2 separate regions of the Mus musculus genome follow, and region 2 is linked to region 1. The links are chromatin contacts, found by Hi-C or POLR2A ChIA-PET in ENCODE. All regions are on one chromosome and are shown on one strand. The core of a region is the stretch at or near the end of the contact, and the rest is flanking DNA. Distances in the headings are between cores, read along the strand shown.

Region 1 (2,700 bases), core at 176-2,675:
TTGGTCAGTTATTAGAGCATAGAAGGCAGAGGAGGAAGAGAGAGGCACACACTACCTAGGAACTGCCTGAGATGCTTCTCAACTCCACAAGTGCCAGCCTTATCCCTCCCCACACACACACAAAGACACACACTTAGTAACAAAGTTATCATTCATTCATTTATTCCTAATTACTTACTCAACCTCTTTTCGTTCATGCCTAATTCACACAGCTTTTATGTTTATTTAATCATTCCTCATTCGTTCCTCTTCCACTCTGTTCTTTCTCATTCTCATCTACTCATGAACTAACCAAACATCTGTTCAGTTGATAGACAATAGGCTGAGCATCTAATACAGGGCAGGCATCATGCTAGAGACGAAACCAGGGAACAAGTAATCCCTAACACTAGCATTCACAAGTGTAGGGGCTCACTGTAAAATAGCTCTGGAACTTGGTTGTCGTTTAATGCATACTTTAGGATTTCCAGGTAAGAGTGGCAGGATTTATCTATCGAAAAGTATAGAAATATCTGAAAATTAAATAGATGGGCACATAACCCTTTAATTTTCAGTTCAAATAGTGTTTAAGTTCATCTTGTCACATCATGCCCTATTGCCAGTGACCAGCCATACTGTCTGAAAGAAGGAAAAATGTTTTCTAGAATTTTCACAGATTATTTCCCACTTGGACAATTCATCTAAGAGGTGTGGCACATTGTGCATTTTAATTGAATGGAGATATGGTTATTGGTTCTGAAGTTATTGTTCCATAAGTAGGAGAAAGCAGGGGAGAAAAACTGCAGAGAAGCCAACATGGAACCCTGTTATTGCTGTCCCACTGAGATAACCAATCGTAATCAATTCATAAAGATGCAATGCATGCTTTCATTAAGTTACTTGAACTGATTGCTGTATCCAATGTAAAAAGCCACCTGTACTTCAACCCATTACATCACTGCTCCTACTTTTGTACATTTTAAAAATGTAGATAGATGTCTACCCACACTCTAAATACTACAACCCTCAACATCTTATTAAATCTGCTGCAAACATGACTTCCAAATCACTATGTTTATCCCTGTCCTTCATACCCAACTTTATACCCATTTTGCAAACATGGTTTGCATGTTTGACATCATGATCTTTTCTATACTCCACTTAGTCCTTCTGGATGGGAAGTTCTCAGTGTGGGCACTGTGCCTTATACATCTTTTCAAAGCCTGCAGTCCTTTTTCAGTCTCTGACCAGTGCTCACTGAGCACTTAATAAACAGATGTAATGGAAGGGAACCCAGGGGGAAGTTAGATTTATTTTCTAGAGATGTAAAAGGGAGAACCAGATAGACAGAAAAAGTCTCTGGTACCAAGTCATGAGAAACAGTGATCTCTCTTGGCAGGTTTTGCTTAGGGCTGACAGCACCCTGTGGGATGAGAGTCTATAGCTGAGGATAAGAAACTTGGAAGCTAAAAAGTTGCAAATGCAGAGATGATCTATGCAGATAAACTTACAATTTACTCAAATAATATCTTCATATCATAATAATAAAGAAAAGAGAGTCTGACTCTAAGACCAGGAATGGTCATTCTTCACATGAGAGACTGATGGCTCATGGAATGATTGCTGGCTTGAGTTACTCACAGTCAGAACTTGGGGTTTTATATCATTATCTCACAGCAGCAGCCTGGACCCAGAAAGGCTAAAGTAACTTAAAACCCAAGAGTGTGTGGGAGCTATAAAGAAACTGGTGAAATATATTTGCAACTGAGCAAATCTCAGAACTTCTTGTGACATTCAAGACTAAGGGAGTGAGCCAGACATGTCCCATAAGTAGGTGTGGAAGATACTTGTGCAATATGAGCTAGAAGTGAAATGATGGGGAAGTGAGAAGTTCAAGTTTTATTTTGGGTGAAGAAATGAGAGAGTGAAACTTCTTATTCCAGGGCTAGAAAAATGAGACAACATGGTGTTAGTCCTGAGACATTTTTTGTCTACTTGACTGGGTCTGTCCCCTTTCTTCTTTCCCTATTCAGATGAGGTTAACCAACACCCTCCCTCTTGCTTTCTATCTTTTCTTTTTTCATTTCCTTTTTCTCTTCCTCTTTGTGAAGACTTCTACATTCATAAAATGAAGTGGATAGTGCCTTCAAATTGATGACTTGTGGACCCACTAATTTATGTTTCAAAAGAAAGTGCAAGTTCAGTTTGAGGGCAGAAGGACCAGAGTGGTGCCCTGGAAGTGGACTGGGGAGCATCTGTTTCTCAGGTAAGAACATAGAGCTAGCATGATACAATTTTTACAACTTAAACTCTCAGCTTCTGTGATGCATCTGGCTGTTGACAGCACATTTCTTTGTCTCTATTGAACTGTTGGGCATATGTATAAAATGATGATGTAAGACCACAGGAAACAATTTCTAGGTGAAACATACCATGAATAAAGTAATGGCTCTGAGTATTTCTAAAAAAGAATTTGACGGGCATCCCTTCCTAATGTGTACACTTCACAAGAATGTCTGTCCAACTAGGTTCCAATCTAAGTGCATCCACATTCTTACCCTGAGTATCTCTTCTTTAGAAATTTTTTTTCTAGCTTAGAATGGTATGGGGATGAATGATGCCTAATGGTCCTCTTAGACATTCTATTTGTTGACTTTACACATAGACTAGTGAACAGACAGCAATCTGGGAATCACTGGAGACTTGGCAACCATACAGATT
Region 2 (2,909 bases), core at 212-2,711, 350 kb before region 1:
CTGTTCTCCCAAGTTGCACCCCCTCCCTCCCCCCAGCTTTTTCTCCCTCTTATCTCTACTTGAGCTATTTGAAGAGATAGCCCTTCCTAGGGCAAGGGTCATGTTAAACAGGTGGGCATTTTTGAGGGCCCTAGGAATGACATTTTCAGCTTTTGACATACAGCTCAAGATGAACATTTACGAAGACTACCTATGAGTAAAAGAAACTGGAATTTTCTAAGATCCTATCACTTCGTGAGGTAGGGCAAAAAAGAGTACATGGAGGGAAATGAGCTTTAAGGAGCCTCTTGGACTCTGGACAAACTCCCACTTCAACCAGCACCACTGTTGCTCAAACCAAGGGGGCTGGCCCCAGCTGGGCACTATGCCATGGGGGATGGGGACAGGAACACTTAACTACAGTGCTTCCAAACCGTTCTCACAGATTCCCGGAACGCACGCAAAGGATGCCTTCTCCTTCCCGGTGATTCCCAGTCTACTGAACCACTGGAACAGCCAGCGGCCACCCGGGACTACACTGCCTGGTGAACGCCCCCCAACCGGCCTCCGGCCATAGTCGCTCCAGGCTATCTTGCTAGTGCCACGGAGGCCCTCTCTGGGCTCCAACCCTGGGACGACCTCGTCGCTCAGGCGCTCCCCAGAGCTGCAGACAGCCGGCAGGTGCGCGCTATAAGCGCGCCACGGAGCGCCGGAACCACCAGAGCCGCTGGAGTCTATGGCCCGGAAGCCTGGACAGGAGACTGCAGCTGCGAAAGTGGCGGATCACGCGCGTATACTCGCCGCCACAACCAAGCCGGGGCCGGGGCCGGGACCCCAAGGGGACCTGAGGAGGCTGCGCCGGAGGAACCGCCGCGGGAGCGCGCTCGGGGAAAGGGCGGAGGGCGCTGCTTACCCAGCTCGGCAGTGTCTGTCTGTCCCTGCGTCCCCTCTTCGTCCGCTCAACTGGCGGTTGCCCAGGGCAGCGTGCGCCCAGTCCTGCCTGACGGGAGTCACACTGGCAGCCAGTTCCACATGTAACCCAGGATCATTAAAATCCTCGGCCCGCGCCGGCCGCTTGCCTGTATTCCTGGGGTGGCCCCCGAATGGTTCCTCGCGTCTTCGTCCCAGTCGCTTGTGCGCAGGGACCCGGTTGTGAAGGGGCGTGGGGTCCCGCAGGGTCCCTCCGGGGCGGCTCAAAGCCGGGTGTCTTCAGTTTTCTCCAGCACGACTTTCCGGGCTGCTCTGACATCAGCGATCCCGCGCTTCCTTCCCTTCTGCTCCTGGCTTGCTCGGCCCTATTTCCTCCAGGAACCGCTGCCAGCTCTGTCTGCGACCGGGCCCATAAGCTCCCCGCGGCTCCACGGCTCACGGGTCCACCAGATCTGATCGCTCGTCTTCAGCTGAAGGATCCCAGCAGCTGCTCCAGCCGCCCCCACTCGGCTCTGCGCGGACAGTGCTGCGCGCAGCGCGGCTCAGCTCAGCTCCGGTGGCGGCGCCCTCAGCCGGCCTCCTATATTACCGCTCAGCTCATTATCATAGAGGCCGCGTTAACCCCCTCCCCGCCCACGCGCCCCGCCCGCGCAGACCGAATACCCTAGCTGGTCCACCCAAGAACCCGGCAGAGCTACGGCTCTGCAGGCGTTCTGCTCGCTCAGTTTGGACCACCAGACACTGTCAGTAGTCAAGGGCCCAGAAAGGTTGTACCAGGGTCTAGGGACTCATGTCTTGGGGCCTGGTAAGCCAGCTGGCTAGGCTTCGGGAGGGGATCAGAGTGATGAGAGCACCCCATCCCCTCGCGTGGCGTCACCTGTCACCAAGCAAAGCCTCCCCTCCTTTCTCTTCACCTGTGAGCTAGGGGTGAGTGTGGAGGGACATATATTACTGATGGGCTTGAGATGGGGTGTCGGATTTCGGAACAGCAAATTTCTCTACCCTACAAATTCTAGAAAGCCAACGAGCTGTCAAAAGAGGTTTGAAGTTGTTGATAATTATTTCTACATTTTAAAGAGGAGTCTGGCTTTGCATCTCCGGTTTCCTGTTCCATTGGAAAAGGAGGTAGGGGCTGACTCGGGTGGGTGCTGTGGAAACCATAGTACCAGGAGCGTTTGCATTATCCAGACCCGCGAGCCCGCCTCGTACTGGAGGCAGAGGGTAATGGCTAGAAGATTAAGACAACTTTAATATCCCCAGAAAAGAGGATTTTTCAGTCCTGGTTGCTTCCGCGCTCACGGGTCTTGATTCCTTGGTTCGTAGTCTGTGAATCTGCAACTGCGGCTACGGCTTTCCCGCGAGGGCCTGTGCAAGCTATACCCCTGCAAGGTCTCAGGGTCTTCGAATTCCCCGATGGAGATTGAACACACCGAGTTTACTCAACACATCAAAGTGTCTGACAAATGTCCCCTACTGCCCTCTTGTGGCCATACTCTTCACCGGTATAAAAAGAAAGAGGGATGTGGGATGCTTCTGAAAGCATATAAAAACAGTTGACTGAATTCTCAGTAGGAGAGAGAGAGAGAGAGAGAGAGAGAGAGAGAGAGAGAGAGAGAGAGGAAGAAGAAGAAGAAGAAGAAGAAAGAGGAGGAGGAGGAGAAGAGAAGAGAAGAGAAGAGAAGAGAAGAGAAGAGAAGAGAAGAGAAGAGAAGAGAAGAGAAGAGAAGATCACTTTCATCAACTATATTAGAGACACGGGATTTTGGGATGTAGAGTTGGCTGTTTGGTAGTTTGGTTGGTTTGGTTTTCTTCACTATGTATCTCTGGCTGTCCTGGAACTCCTTACTACAAACCATAGTGGCTAAGACCTCACAAAAATGTGCTTGCCTCTGCCTCCCAAGTGCTAGACTCAAAAATATATGCCACCACACTGGATACCTGGTCCAATTAGCTATTCTTAAAAACAAAACATGGTTACCTCATTTAAAAACTCTTAAATT

What was found. Hi-C counts contacts between places; a loop is a spot of excess contacts on that map. ChIA-PET counts read pairs that join two places held with the same protein, here RNA polymerase II (POLR2A).
Region 2: a map of left cerebral cortex shows a loop between it and region 1 (3-fold over the local background). The contact joins the promoter of Plxna2 here to the enhancer-like site in region 1. A Hi-C loop is called at or near these places in 3 of 37 maps with a recorded cell type or tissue (heart and left cerebral cortex). POLR2A ChIA-PET finds 5 or more read pairs at or near these places in 1 of 5 experiments (embryonic stem cell).

What each region holds. Positions count from the first base shown.
Region 1 is chr1:194,267,281-194,269,980 of GRCm38, reverse strand. No RefSeq gene overlaps it. Among named protein-coding and RNA genes, the nearest start is that of Gm31988, 13 kb to the right of the region's middle. Within about 2 kb of position 1,425, at least 1 of the 3 ENCODE cell types and tissues checked has a DNase peak (open chromatin) inside an H3K27ac peak, as active enhancers do; it is left cerebral cortex, where a contact is called at or near this core.
Region 2 is chr1:194,618,381-194,621,289 of GRCm38, reverse strand. Plxna2 (plexin A2) reads right to left here and starts at 1,461. Exons shown (of 32, transcript NM_008882.2): 1 at 893-1,461.